Regions from separate parts of the Homo sapiens genome. Here regions 2, 3, 4 and 5 are each linked to region 1. The links are chromatin contacts, found by Hi-C in ENCODE. All regions are on one chromosome and are shown on one strand. Each heading gives the region's core, a stretch centred on a gene start or an enhancer-like site at or near the end of the contact. The rest is flanking DNA. Distances are from core to core; before and after follow the strand shown.

Region 1 (2,788 bases), core at 123-2,622:
AAGATAAGAAATTATGGTATCCCTGAAGCAATTATATTAGGGAAACATAGAAGAACCCAAAATTAAATATTAATTGAACTTCTTGAACATTCCTGGCACTGTTCTGGCCACTGGGAATACAACTGTGAACAAGATTAATTCTTTGACCTCATGGAGTTTACACTCTAATGCGGGGAATCAGACCGAAAATAAACAAACTGATTCAGTAAATATGATTTCAGATCATGAAAAGTGCTACGATGAAAATAAAACAGGATACTGGAGCAGAGTGATAGGGCAGGGGGTGACTTTAGCAAGTAGGCTTAAGGAAGTACTCCTCCTACCCCACGCAGACCCTCAATCTTGCTTTAGCCCTTTTCTGAGATCTTCTATCCTAACCTGCTCCTACGTTCAGCAAAGTGTCATCAGTGGTTGCAGGATTCTTTGCTTCTTTCCTGTCCGTGTAATCTGTCTACTCCTCCAGTGGTCTTCTTAACCACTACAGGTCCCCTAGATCCTGCCTCATTCAGTGGACTCCAGTTCTTGGATGAACTGCTAGTTTCCAAGCCCTCATTCTATCTAACCCAGTCCCTTTCACCTTCAGCAAGCAGGGAGCATCTCTCATTGGGCTCAACAACTCAGGGATCCCAGGCCCTTGGTAAGCAGGTGTTTCCTCCTCCCTTTCACGCTGGAAGTGAATAGCTCCAGCTGGCAGGCGACACTCATAGCGCTGTTTGTACTTAGAGGAGACAATCACCACGTCCGAAGATTGGCTCTGGGAAAGAAGGGAGGGTCGGGGGGCAAGGAAGCAAAGAAAGGCTGGGATCAGGGAGAACAACGAAATCCCTCTTCAAACCCTGGGGAAGAGATCAGTCGAAGACAGAATAAGCCATAAGCCCTCCAGCTGTATTTAGTGGGTGAGAGGAGAGGGCGCTCCCATTTCTCCACGGGGGCGGAGTCCGGGTGTTTCGATCATAAACTGAGACCTGAAGGTTGACAGCGGGAAGCCCCACCTCTCCCAATTCCTGGCCCCCAGAGAATTGGTCTCAGTCTGCGACCCCCAGGGGTCACCGTAAAAGCAATACCTACTCTTCCCGATTCCCCGTAGGCTCCAGCCCCAGACTCCGGAGCTGCCCTTCTTCCTCTATCTCTTACCCGCTTCCTCTTCTGCCCAGACCCTCGCCCCTTATACGCCTCTCACCTGCCCTCCCATGACAGGCAACGGCAGGATCTCGATCCCATAACGCATCTCACTCAGCTCCTCCAGGTTCAGGCTCCCGACACCGCCGGTCAGACTTGCGGGTAACAGGAGTCCCAGAAGCAGCAGTCCTAACAAACTGGACAGCAGCGTTTCCGCCGCCATCTTTCGTTCCCCTTCTTATGCAGAGAATCTGTTTCCGCCCTAAGCCAGGCAGCGGCCTCAACACGCCCATCGGCGCCACATGATTTTATTGGCTGTACGTTCTATCCCTCCCACGTACCCTATTCCTATTTGTAAACGTGGCTCCAAGGTCCTGGGGAGGTGGATCACGACGATTAGAAATATCAATCGCTGTCCGTGATTGGTCAGAGACCAGCCAATCATCGACAAGATCAAACCCCTCCTCGTTCCCCAATTTCAGAGGCGTGGTCTATGCGCTTGGTCCTTTTAAGTTTGCCCTCTGTCTTCGCCCAGCTGTCATGCGCATCTCATTGCTTTTTCAGACGTCTCTTGCATTATATCCTGCCCACCGCCGGGCGGAGTATTGAGGCAGATAGGTAGCGTGCGCAGTGCCGGTGAAAGTTATTAAATGCTTGTTGCAAAACAAACAATTATTATACGGACGCTTACCTCTTTTCATATATACATATTGCTTTGAGGCAATCAGAAAATTTGTGTCAAAACCTTCCTATACGATCCTGCAGTTGACCTCCAGTAAAATGACCTCCAGTAAAAATCCTAGAGAAATAATGCGGGCAGCCAGACGTGGTGGCACGCACCTGTGGTATCAGCTACTCCGGAGGCTGAGGCAGGAGGATCTCCTGAGCCCAGGAGTTCAAGTGCAGCCTGCGCAACACAGCGAAACCCCGTCTCAAATAAGTACGTACATACATACATACATACATACATACATACATACATACATACATGCATACATGGGCTTCCAGTTAAGGTGAAATTATGTATTACTCTCCAGGCCGTAAGAAAGGGAAAGGAGACAACAACAGCAACATTTTGGAAGCTGGAAATCAAACAGAAGAATGTTAACTGGTTTAGCAAACTTGAGAATATTTATTACGAAACAAAGGTAAACAAGAGGCTGATTATACCTTTGGAAAACCCTCTCTGGGGAATCTCACCAGCCAAAACGAAAAATCCCAAAGATACCCTTATCAGAGTTCTCTTAATGATATAGATAACTAGAATGAATTCCACATGTAACACTTTGGCCTACGTGCCCCAGCCCTCATTCCACTTTCCAATCAGCTTTTTAGTGTTCTTACTCTTCAAAATAAATAGCCAGAGATCATTAGACATTTAAGGAAGGACTTTAATATACAAGTAAGAAACAAACAAGAAGGGAAAAGCAAATGAGAGGAAACATAAATTGCAAGGGAGGGGAAAAAACACTAAAAATAAAAAATTTAAAAATAGGCCGGGCACGGTGGCTTACGCCTGTAATCCCAAAACTGTGGGAGTCCGAGACGGGCGGATCACTTGAGGTCAGGAGCTCAAGACCAGCCTGGCTAACGTGGTGAAACCCCGTATCTACTAAAAATACGAAAATTAGCTGGGCATGGTGGCACGCGCCTATAGTTCCAGCTACTC
Region 2 (2,788 bases), core at 289-2,788, 1.7 Mb after region 1:
GGGCTTCACGAGATCGATTCCTGACTACTTTGCTGTGAATTGCACAACTCACACAGTAATGTAGCTTCACATACAGCTTGGGAAGCACATAGGCTAAGGAATAGAAAATAGAGTTATACTGGTATTATATACCTACCTTGCTTTTTTGTTACATGAATGAAGAGCACCTTACATGTTTACGTCAATTAAAACTAAACCTATTTAAATGCCTGTCGGGCACATAAAAGCACCCCCAAAGCACCTGTTCAGCCCAATACCTGAGCACATATGTATAACCCTCAGTTTTACAAGTGAATTAACATCCCACGTGAGTTCATCTTGACACCGCAAGGACCAGACTGACATTCTAAATGCAATAAACCAATAATCCAGTTCCTTCTACACCTACACCCGCCCTAATGCCTACCCTGAACCTTGCTCTTTCTATAAAAGGAAAAAAACAAAGCGACGTTCTTATTGCTCCAAACATCATCCTTGCACACCAAACTAGACGGCCTCCATTCTCGAAACGTTGAAGACATTCTTCCTCACCTGTATATTTTCACAAATATTCAAATAATCAATAGCACAAGAATTGTCAAATTTACCAAGTTTCTAGTTTTTGCAATCTCATAACCGAAACAGGCAAACCTTTACCTCAGAGTAAAGGCTGTGCACTCTATCACAAAGTCACCCTCTGCCCAGAAAAGAATCAAAACGGCAAACAAGAGAATTCTCTTCTACCAGTAACAACCTTAAATACGTGGAAATTGCCTGAGAGGCTCCAAAGAACAGAGCCTCCAAAAGGGCGAAGTTGGGCGAAGGCTTTAAGATACTGGGATCCTCACACAGTTCGCGCCGGTGACCCACTTACCATCGAAGACGCTCGCTTCAGAAATGTCCCTGACTGCTGCGGCCTCCACTATGTTTCGAATGACGAATTTCTTAATGGCCTTGTCCTTGGGCACGCATCGGGCACAGTTAGTGCAGCGAATAGGCTGCACGTGGCCGCGGCCCTTTTTGGCACGACCATTGTTCCTTCTTTTCTTTGTCTGCGACAGGATGGGAAAACTGTTAGGAAAACGGCGCAACTCACCCAGCCTCAGTCCCTTTCCGGCCACAAGCCGCACCGGCAGCCTCCAGGAAGGCGCCGCTCGGATCTCCTGTTTCTCCGCAAATCCCGCCGACCCCCAGAGCAAATGAAATGTACACTCGGTCCACCCCTCAGCCGTGCTCCAGGCTCTCACTTCCCCACAATCCCAGAGTCTGCACCCGAACCCCCACCCTCACCACGCAAGAAGACTCACCATCTTGGAGGCACGGACCGGAGAGAGGAGACGGTGCCTGGCAGGGCCCTCCTATATAGCATGAGATCCCTACGCGGACACCGGGAGAATCCTTAGGAGACGGGCTTCAAGAACGGCAACTCACTTTACTCAAATATTCCTTTACATTCAGCATTTCTGCTGAAATCTAGGGTGGAAATGCGTTCCTAGTGTTTATTTATCCATGGAACAAAGTGCACATGGGACTATTTAGCCGGATGGCGGAAGAAAATCGAGGTTATGTGTCTCCCAGCAAGCCTTGCGCCGCGCCGACTCGGAAGCAATTCTGGACGATGCAGTTTTCCGGTATACGCGACGCTAGGCGTGAAAGTTGCCAGACGCTGGACCACAAGGCGCACTCGTTATTAGAGGCCAGAGAGGGACAGATGCTTGGTGGGAATTGTAGTGCGAAGCCAAGAGGCTCCCCCCTCCCCCCCTTCCCCCCTGCCCCAAGTGCTTAGACCGAAGGCGGCGCTGCGCCACCGGGGGACGCCCTGGGCTCATTTCTCTGACAGTCCTTCTACTAGGTAGGTGTAGGATTACGAAGAGGAAGGCCTGAGAGGAAACAAGCATTTTGTGAATCCCTCCTTCCAATATGGAGAAAATCCCACAATGAAGTGCATTGAGGCTGGGGCTATTTCTCATTCATCTTTTTATCTCTGGCACAGTGCCTGGCCCTGTGGTAAGCGTCTTTATAAATATTAACTCATTTAACTTTGAGCAAGCCTATAGGTAGCTACTATTATTATCCTCACTTTAAAGATTGAAGAATTTAGCCCGGCCTGGTGGTGGGCGCCTGTAATCCCAGGTACTCAGGAGGCTAAGACAGGAGAATCTTGAACCTGGGAGGCGGAGTTTCCAGTGAGCCGAGATCGCGCCACTGCACTCTAGCCTGGGTAAAAAGATCGAAACTCTGTCTCAAAAATAAATAAATCAATTAAAAAAAAAGATTGAAGAACTGACGTGCAGTAGGTATTCTGGCTCCGCTGTACTATGCTGTATGTCACCTAACAAATGGATGGAGGAATAGCCTGGACTAATGACTTAAACGTTTTTCACCCAGATTCATAGCACGAATACATTTTACATTGGTACCCAGTACACACACAAACACGATTACATGCACATGCAAAACTGAAACACAAGCTTTATGAAACGATACTTACCCTTGTCATAGGTGTGCTGGTATGTTCTATTCTTTATTTTTACTTAATCTTTCTGTTCTCTATTTTAATAAATGCTGATCAAAAACCACGAAAATTATTTCACCACTCATTAGTGAATCTGACCCCTAATTGAAAGATTATGTGTAAGCTCCATTTACCTCTGAAGAGCCATCGGAAAGACTTAAGCCTTAGGCTGGGTGCAGTGGCTCACGCCTGTAATCCCAACACTTTGGGAGGCCAAGGCAGGCGGATCACCTGAGGTCAGGAGTTCAAGACCAGCCTAGTCAACATAGTGACACCCCACCTCTACTAAAAATA
Region 3 (2,788 bases), core at 199-2,698, 1.6 Mb after region 1:
TGTATTGGGGGTAGGAAGATTGGTTTCCATGATGATGAGGAGGAGACAAACACTTGCTGCCTAGGCTACAGGTCCCCTAGAGCCATTTGGCCCTCTTTCTCCTCCCCTTTCCAGTCCAGGGCCTGGGAAGCTTGGCTGTGTCTGTCTAGTGTCAATTTTGATTCCTCTCTGCTGCCATTCTCCCCCTAGACTGGCACCTCTGCTGGGAGGGGCCGGGTAACCGGCTTCGCCTCTGCAAGACTAGAGAGAAGGCATCCGCCTCAGCACAGGAGACGCGGCCGCCGCAGAAATAAGGGTCTCTGCCCCAACGGAACAAGCGCAGCCCACAGTCCGGAAAAGGGTGTGGCCGGCCGAGGAGTGCGGGGGAGTGTGCGCCGCGGGCACTGCAGCAGCCGCACCACCTCCTCCCGTAGCCCTCCCTCCGTCCAGCAGCCGCCTCTGCCGCGCTGCAGTCTGGCGGCTGGAGGCTTGAAGGTGGCTGCCCGAGGGTCGTCCAGGGGCCGGGGCTGGGTCCTAGCGGGTACCCGGGGATAAAAGCGAGAAAAGAGAGAACCGTATGGCTTTAAGTAGGTAAAAAGTCTCGAGGAGGATGGGAAAGACTAGGGAAACCTTTGAGAGGTAACGGGACCAGGATTTCCAGGAGCAGCAAAGCCGCGAGTGGCACCAAAAGCAAGAGGGACGTTCAAGATGGCTTGGCTAGGAGGGAGAGCTTCGGCTGAGACGGGGTCCCCAGATGTTATTACTGCTGTTGCCCAAGTAGAGGAAGAAGTCCTGATTCTGTGGAAGGATCCAGTCTGGGCATGCGAAAGGGTGGGTGGGGAGAGTGAGCAGTCGGTTCCAAGAGTGGCGCGTCCAGCAGGCAGGCGGCTAGCGGGGAGAGAGGGGAAAGTCTGGGGCCCACTGTCCCAAGGCAGGGAGCTGACTCTAGGCATAAGGAGGAAAAGCCCCAGATGGAAGGGGTGGAAGGGGGCTATGCTGCACAGAGGACCGAGGGTGGTCGCTCACCCAGGCAGGTAGCTCTCGATGACTCATATAGAGAGTTTTCGCAGTGAGCTGCTCCTCGTCGTCCAGTAGCTGCCTCGCTGCTCGAAGGCTCCGTTCTTTCTCGTCGCGGACCCGGCGCCAGCCCAGGTAGAGGGCGAGGCCGAAGAGCACGAAACCCACGCTGAGTCCCACTGCCCCGGCCAAATACACAGGTATCAGCACCAGCAACCGCCTCCCGAATGAAGTCAGCACCGCCAGGGCCTCACCCGCCGCGCCAGGGCCAGCAGGTTGGCCCCCAGAACCTGGGTCTGGCTTTGCGTGAGCAGCGGGGGGCTGGTCAGTGGGGTCGGAGGGAGCAGAGGGCTGGTCCATGGGGCTGGGGCTGGGGCCCTCTCCTGGAGATCGCTCCATTGTGCCACCTCTGGGAGGATCCGCCCGACCCAGGGACTGGCTGGAGGTTGCCTAGTCTTGCGATCAGCTCCCCCAGGCAAAACGTGATCCCCGGGATGGAGGAGGGGACTTCAAGCCACGCCCCTCCTTTCTGGCGATTTGGGTTGGTCCGCGCTGCACAGACCAAGGTGGAGTTAAAAGGTTGAAACTCCACCCCTCTTCCGCGGGGAACGGACCGGGTTTCGGATAGGTAGGGCCTCCCTGATTGGGCCCGAAGGCCAAGATGGGAGGTCTGAGATGGCGGGAAAAGGAAGAAAGGGGCTCAGGGGCGGCATTCGATTGGTAATAAAGAGGAGGAGGCGTGGCGCACCATTTCAGGAGAGGCGGGACCAAGAGCTCCCCCACGTGGGATTGGAGTGCCTGTGGTATGACGTCATGCAGAGCTGCACCGCCAATTTCTTGGTTTTGGAGAAAGCCCAAGTTGCGAAGTTGAGGGGTTGTGGAGCTTCAGGATTTCCCTCTACTCATTCGGTTTGGCAGGATTTGGTCTGGGATATATATATATGTTCTTTTGCCGACTTTCTCTAGTTTTCATACTCTAAGCACATTCCTTATCCTTCAACTTTTTCCTGCCTGCCCTTACAAAAGGAAAGGATACGATCGTATTTGGAATGAAAGTGTTTGAAAACTAACCCCGTCTATCCCGTCCCTAATCCCCTACCTTCTTTGTGTGGTGTAACGACTGACCCTGGAGAAAACTGGAGAGTCAGAGAATTACAGAGTTGAGATAATCCAGCCTTCAGGGAAAGGGGGAAAAAAAGCAGAGTGAATAGAAAGTGAGGCTTTATTTCTTTTTGGAAATTTCCAAGAGTTAGTAAGTCATCTCTATCTTAGAGGATGGATGTAAGACTAGTTGGCTCCAAAAGGGAGGGAGGCAGCGCAAATTATTACATTTTCCAATAATTTTCTGACCCTGAAGAACTTCTAGGACACTAAAATGAGGGATCAAGAGTAAGGGAAAGACAATTCCTTTTCACATTTGCCTGAGTTAGAAGGAAGGTTTGCCATACAGTCAGGTGCAGAACTAGTGCAGTCCCACAGTGTACGGTGTAGGTTTAGGAAGGAAAAAGTGCAGGGTACACCGATGACTATTGTTACTAGTTAACTGGCGTTAGAGGTGGAGTGTTGTCCTAGGATCTAGGAACTAGACTAATTGGAAGTTGATGAGGGAAGTGTTGGTCATAAGATGATTACCTTTTAATGCAGTATATATGGGGCATATTATGTAAATCTGTCAGATGCAGCAGAAGAACTGGGGTTGATCACTGGGAAGAAACTAGCCATTTCTTAGAGGAAGTGTCTTACAGGATGAGGCCTGCAGCTGATAAATTTTATCTGGTTCTGCAGGGCATAG
Region 4 (2,788 bases), core at 160-2,659, 1.3 Mb after region 1:
GGGATGTCAGGGGGGCCTATGGGTCTAGCGATCAGTGCTGCACTTAAACCTGCATTAAGGTCTGGGGTTCAGCAGTTGATCCAGTATTACCAAGATCAGAAAGACGCAAACATCTCTCAGCCGGAGACCACCAAGGAGGGTTTGAGGGCCATCTCAGATGTGAGTGACTTGGAAGAAACAACTACTCTGGCTTCTTTCATATCAGAAGTAGTAAGTTCAGCTCCCTACTGGGGGTGGGCCATAATCAAGAGCTATGACTTAGATCCTGGGGCTGGGAGTCTTGAGATATAAAAGAATGTGGTAACCACAGAATTAATAACTGTACTACCCTGACAAGCTATATACATGTCTTCAAAATTTTAATCTGATTTATCCAGGAGGAAGGCTGTACAGTAAAACGTAAGAACGTAAATGTTTGGGTGTTGAAGTCACAGGGTTTGGTTTCGAATCTAGGCTCCACTTGTTAGAGCCTCGGTGATCACTGAATAGTAACTTCTTTCTTGAACTAAGATCAGTTTTGAAGTTTCTAAAGGAGATAGAATGATTTTAACCTCAATGAGTTGCCCTGTAAATTTAAAATGATACAATGAATCTAAAATGCTTATCACAGTACTTTCAATAAATAGCTATTAGCCAGGTGCGGTGGCTCACGCCTGTAATCCCAGCACTGTGAGAGGCTGAGGCGGGATGATCACCTGAGGTCAGGAGTTCAAGATCAGCCTGGGCAACATGGCGAAACCCCGTCTCTACAATAAATACAAAAAATTATCCTGGCGGAGTTATGCACGCTTGTAGTCCCAACTACCTGGGAGGCTGAGGCGGGAGAATCACCTGAGCCTGGGAGGTCGAGGCTGCAGCGAGCCGAGATCGCGCCGCTGCATTCCAGCCTGGGTGACAGAGCGAGACCATGTCTCAAAAAATAAAAATAAAAAAAAATTGTTTTCATTACCTCAGCCCTCCTCTTCCTATCCCAAGGCGTCGAAATTCCGGTCCCACCCCTTCCCATGGAGCCCTTGGCGTCTCCAGGCTCCTCAAGCTAGTTTCGGTTCCGGGGCTCACGCGCGGGTTCTCGAAAATCAGCTGTTTCAGTCTTGGGCTAGTCCACTAATTGGACTCCTCCCCTCGTAGAAAGTGCCTACTTGAACTTCTCCACCAATCGCTGAAGCTGCAGGTGTGGTTTCGGCTCAGCTTGTCCCGCCCTGCGGAGGGGCGGAGTTGCGGCGGCGCCAGTGAGCTCGCAGTCTGGGAAGGGCTTGACTGAATGGCAGCCAGTGTCGGGGTGGCGGCTGGGAATGGGGGCCGCTCCGGACTTCCGCTGCCAACTACAAGGGGGCGGGTCCGAGGGGGGTTAGCCGAAGTTGTAGGCGGGGCGCGAGGTTCTAGTACCCGAGCTCATACTAGGGACGGGAAGTCGCGACCAGAGCCATTGGAGGGCGCGGGGACTGCAACCCTAATCAGGTACGGGCCCTGAGAGGGTGTGCTGGGGTAGGGGTGGGGGTGAGAGTGAGAGTTCCTCCGAGGGAAGGGCGACTGGCCCCAGGGGTTACCCCCTGGAGAGGGTAGCTTCGGTCCCCAGATTGAAATAGGAGCTGTCGCCTGCTCGGTCCTCGATCTTCTTCTGTCCAGCCTATCTCCCTAACCCTAATGCCCCTCTCCCAAAACTGCCCTGCAGCTTCCGAGACCCGGAATCTGGCATTGTTATGTTGGTTCGGTATCTGACGTTTTTCCCTCTGCTCTGCATTATTTTTTATCTTCACCAAAAAACGATGTTCAAAGATAGATAAATCTAAAAACAAAGATAGATAAATCTATTATCCTTGTTTTGTTAAAAAGTATAAGCTACTGAAAGATGAAACGATTGCCTAAGGTCACACACAAAATTCAGTTCATTTCAGAAAAGCTTCTTGAGTGCAAAATATGTGCCTAAGAATGAGAGATAATGAGAAAAAATTGTTTCAGCCCTTAACCTCAGTGTTTGCAATCCATTTGGGGAGACCAGGTTTTTTGTTTTGTTTTCATATTTGAATCTTTGCTGACTTGCTCCTTTAATATCAGACACTTAAATCCTCAAGAATTGGGACCTCATCATTAATTTTTTTTTGGAGATGGAATCTCACTATGTTGCTCAAGCTTGGTCTCAAACTCCTGGGCTCAAGCCATCCTCTCGTCTTGTGGGCCTCACAAAGTGCTGGGATTACAGGCATGAGCCATCATGCCTGGCCACCTGATCATTTTTTTAACTTTTTTTTGGTATCATAAAAGCAATACAGATACATAGTTTTAAAAATCAAGCACTACTAAAAGAGTTAAAATGAAAATAGCCCCTGCCCAATCCCTCCCTTCCCTTGTTCCTGCTGGAGGTAGAAAGGCAGCTGATGTTATTCATGTTAGTAGAAGACTCTCCCACCCCAAGCATTTCTCTTTATTTTGTAATAAAATCATGTGACCTTTTTAGACCACAAATATGCATGAATTCTGTTCTGTTAGGCTCAGGCTGCAACAAGCATAAGTTTCAGTTTCCTAAATAGACACCAGCTGGCAGTGAGCAGGGAACAGTGGGGAGAAAGATGCATGGGACAGCCTGCTTGGTGACAGGCAAAAACCAATTTGTTGTTCTTTTGAGACAGAGTCTTGCTTTGTCACCCAGGCTGGAGTGTAGTGATGTGATCTCTGCTTACTGCAACCCCTGCCTCCTGGGTACAAGCCATTCTCCTGCCTCAGCCTCTTGAGTAGCTGGGATTACAGGCAACAATTTTAAGTGAAGTTTCAGGATCTCACAAAGTTGATA
Region 5 (2,788 bases), core at 209-2,708, 1.2 Mb after region 1:
CTGCCAGTCAAGTGTGTGGCTCTTGATTTCTGAGGGAACAGAGAAGCAGGGAGTTACTCCTCACACGAGGCAGATGGAGAGAAGTGGAGGAGACAAGGCTTCCAAGGGTTAGGAGAAGGGACTCAAGGGAGGTGGGTGGTGAAAACGGAGTATTAGCCCCAGATCAGGATGTAGGTGTACCGAAGAATTGGGGGGAAGTTAATGGGAATATATAGCCTACTTATCTTAGGGATGCTTGCCCCAGGGACTTGGGTGGGGAAGTAGCTCTGAGAAAAGTGAACACTAGGATTTAGCTGTTCTGTAAAGCCACGTAAACCTGTCTACATCCGCTGGCTGGTTGTGTTCATTCTGACATAATGGATCTCTTCAGAGGTCCTGGGCCAAAGAGCTTCCAACCTAAATAGAGCTTGGGCAAGCCTAGAATCTAGAAAAATTAAGCAGCTTAACTGGTCAGCCTGACATCCACTGTTGTGGCTGCCTGGCAGATGGTATTTAAGCCCCACAATTGTTCCCTAAGGCCAACACAGGAAATCTGATTCCTGGAGCAAATAAATGAACGGGTGGTAGTAGGGGGCATGAGGGGAGAGGCTTTGACTCTGTTCTAATTTATTTAGAGCAAATCAAAACACTCCTCAAATGGCATCTTTCTGCTTTTATCACTAGTTCCGTGTTTTTTTTCTTGTTTTGTGTCTGTGTATTTTCATTTCTCTGTCATCCGTCCTTTCATCTTGAAGCAAATCTCTTCTAACTCCCTCATACCCCAGAAATTGATTCCTTCTATTCAAATGCTTAATAATTCAGGAGATTATTATTTGTTTGAGCCCTATCTTCTTTTTTTTTTTGAGAGGGGGTCTTACTATGTTGACCAGGTTGGAGTGCAATGGATATTCACAGGCACGATCATCGCACACTACAGTCTAGAAATCCTGGGCTCAAGCGATCTTCCTGCTTCAGCCTCCCCAGTAGCTGGGATTACAGGGGGCCAGAGCACAGCCCTATTTTCTTTTCCTTTTGGCAAGATCATCTCAGCAGAGGCCAGAAGAGACCCTCAACTGTTCAATGAATATTTACGGTTGCTTTCTTCCTTTTATGAGCCTCTTGCATACTTTGAAAGCTTTAAATTTATACCTATAATACAACGGACATCCCCTATCCCAGAAGACCATTCCTCCCTGTACTTCAGCTCTTTACTTCCTCCCAAATAAAACCTAACTTTTCTAACTAACTATTTAAGACTTGGAATAGTCCGCTTGACTAGAAGAAGGGGAAGAATGTTTGTAAATTCACCTCTAATCGGACTTTGATTCTACTATAATTCAGCAGAAAATTCATAGCGCTGTGATTTTTAGATCGACCTCACATAAAACAGTCCCTGCACTCGCTTCCCTTTTCCTTCCTTCTTCACCAATCTCCGCCCCAGTTCGCTCGGAGTCACGTGGACCAGCCCGGCTCGCCCCGCCTCGCTCTTCGCGCAGGCGGGGACCGGTCCAGCTGAGCCTGGTGGCGGAAAGGCTGCGGCCCCGCGCCAGAGGGCCGGTGGCTCCTCCGGGCTTCTGAGGACCCGCAGGGAGCGGGTGAGTGAGTGTGTGGCGAGAGGGCGCTAAGCGGACACGGGGATCCTTTCGAAGCTATGGGGGCATTCTCGGGAAACGCTGAGTCCCTTTTCCCGCCACCCGGTTTAGAGCCAGGGGGCGGGGCTCGTGCTGCAGGCGCGCACGCGCAATTCTGTACTCTGCTCCTTAGTCTCCCGCGCCGCGTTCCCGGGTCTCACCGGACGCGGGCTTAGCCCTACGCTGCTCCGCACAGCTTGGGTCTCCCGCGGGATGGGGTTGTGATGGAAAGGGGCTTGGAATTCCTGAATTAGAACAGAAAGTGCCTGAGGGAGTTCCACTTCGGAGCTTAGCATCTAGTTGAGACCTCCTGAAAAAAACCGGTGTGTGGCCTGGCGGTCAGCAGTGGTCGGAATTCACAGGCCGCTTTACTTATATCGTGGGTTTTATGGAACGGATTTCTCACTCCCTCCCTTCGTTGCCTTGTTCGGGTTTGTCACCTGGACCTCAGCCGCTAATGAAGCTTTTTTCCTTGAGCCTCTCAATTCTTTGCCATTCGTGCTTCGACTAGTACTTTCAATTTTTTATTTATTTTATTTTATTTTGAGACGGAGTCTCGTTCTGTCGCCCAGGATGGAGTGCAGTGGCGCCATCTCGGCTCACTGCAACCTCCGCCTCCCGGGTTCAAGCGATTCTCTTGCCTCAGCTTCCTGAGTAGCTGGGATTACAGGCGCGCGCCACCATGCCCGGCTAATTTTTGTATTTTTTTTAGTAGAGATGGGGGTTTCACCTTATTGGTCAGGATGATCTCAAACTCCTGACTTCGTGATCCGCCCGCCTCGGCCTCCCAAAGTGCTGGGATTATAGGCGTGAGCCACCGCGCCTGGCCTGTTTGTTTTTTTTGGTTGTTTTGTTTTGTTTTGTTTTTGAGATGGAGTCTGGCTCTGTCGCCCAGGCTGGAGTGCAGTGGTCCGATCTCGGCTCACTGCAACCTCCGCCTCCCCAGTTCAAGCGATTCTCCTGCCTCAGCCTCCCCAGGAGCTGGGATTACAGCTGCCCGCCACCACGCCCGGCTAATTTTTGTATTTTTAGTAGAGATGGGGTTTCACCATGTTGGCCAGGCCGGTCTCGAACTCCTGACCTCAAATGATCCGCCCGCGTCGGCCTCCCACAGTGCTGGGATTACGGGTGTGAGCCACCACACCCGGCCCTACTAGTACTTTGTACAAAGTAAAGGT

The links. A loop is a pair of places that touch in the nucleus more often than their neighbours do. Pooled maps may share reads with other maps.
Region 2: a pooled map shows a loop between it and region 1 (32-fold over the local background). The contact joins the promoter of RPS26 here to the promoter of OS9 in region 1. A Hi-C loop is called at or near these places in 4 of 50 pooled maps.
Region 3: a pooled map shows a loop between it and region 1 (14-fold over the local background). The contact joins the promoter of ESYT1 here to the promoter of OS9 in region 1. A Hi-C loop is called at or near these places in 1 of 168 maps with a recorded cell type or tissue (ovary), 1 of 37 single-sample maps with no recorded cell type and 7 of 50 pooled maps.
Region 4: a pooled map shows a loop between it and region 1 (12-fold over the local background). The contact joins the promoter of STAT2 here to the promoter of OS9 in region 1. A Hi-C loop is called at or near these places in 6 of 50 pooled maps.
Region 5: a pooled map shows a loop between it and region 1 (10-fold over the local background). The contact joins the promoter of TIMELESS here to the promoter of OS9 in region 1. A Hi-C loop is called at or near these places in 5 of 50 pooled maps.

Annotation. Positions count from the first base shown.
Region 1 is chr12:57,692,716-57,695,503 of GRCh38, reverse strand. OS9 (OS9 endoplasmic reticulum lectin) reads right to left here and starts at 1,372. Exons shown (of 15, transcript NM_006812.4): 1 at 1,181-1,372; 2 at 578-754. The coding sequence starts at 1,342. RefSeq lists enhancers at 1,132-1,181, 1,169-1,743.
Region 2 is chr12:56,040,668-56,043,455 of GRCh38, reverse strand. RPS26 (ribosomal protein S26) reads right to left here and starts at 1,538. Exons shown (of 4, transcript NM_001029.5): 1 at 1,287-1,538; 2 at 854-1,031; 3 at 1-93. The coding sequence starts at 1,289. RefSeq lists enhancers at 850-1,109, 1,250-1,579, 1,028-1,817 and a silencer at 1,730-1,789.
Region 3 is chr12:56,126,927-56,129,714 of GRCh38, reverse strand. It overlaps ESYT1 (extended synaptotagmin 1), which reads right to left and starts at 1,448. Exons shown (of 31, transcript NM_015292.3): 1 at 1,006-1,448. The coding sequence starts at 1,395. It overlaps ZC3H10 (zinc finger CCCH-type containing 10), which reads right to left. Exons shown (of 3, transcript NM_032786.3): 3 at 2,201-2,788. RefSeq lists enhancers at 400-459, 640-739, 1,060-1,309, 1,115-1,776 and a silencer at 1,510-1,579.
Region 4 is chr12:56,358,728-56,361,515 of GRCh38, reverse strand. It overlaps STAT2 (signal transducer and activator of transcription 2), which reads left to right and starts at 1,409. Exons shown (of 24, transcript NM_005419.4): 1 at 1,409-1,458. APOF (apolipoprotein F) reads left to right here. Exons shown (of 2, transcript NM_001638.4): 2 at 1-948. The coding sequence ends at 291. RefSeq lists enhancers at 927-1,016, 1,087-1,266, 2,342-2,511, 2,343-2,542.
Region 5 is chr12:56,448,096-56,450,883 of GRCh38, reverse strand. TIMELESS (timeless circadian regulator) reads left to right here and starts at 1,458. Exons shown (of 29, transcript NM_003920.5): 1 at 1,458-1,574. MIP (major intrinsic protein of lens fiber) reads left to right here. Exons shown (of 4, transcript NM_012064.4): 4 at 1-1,382. RefSeq lists enhancers at 1,715-1,804, 1,915-2,034, 2,057-2,577.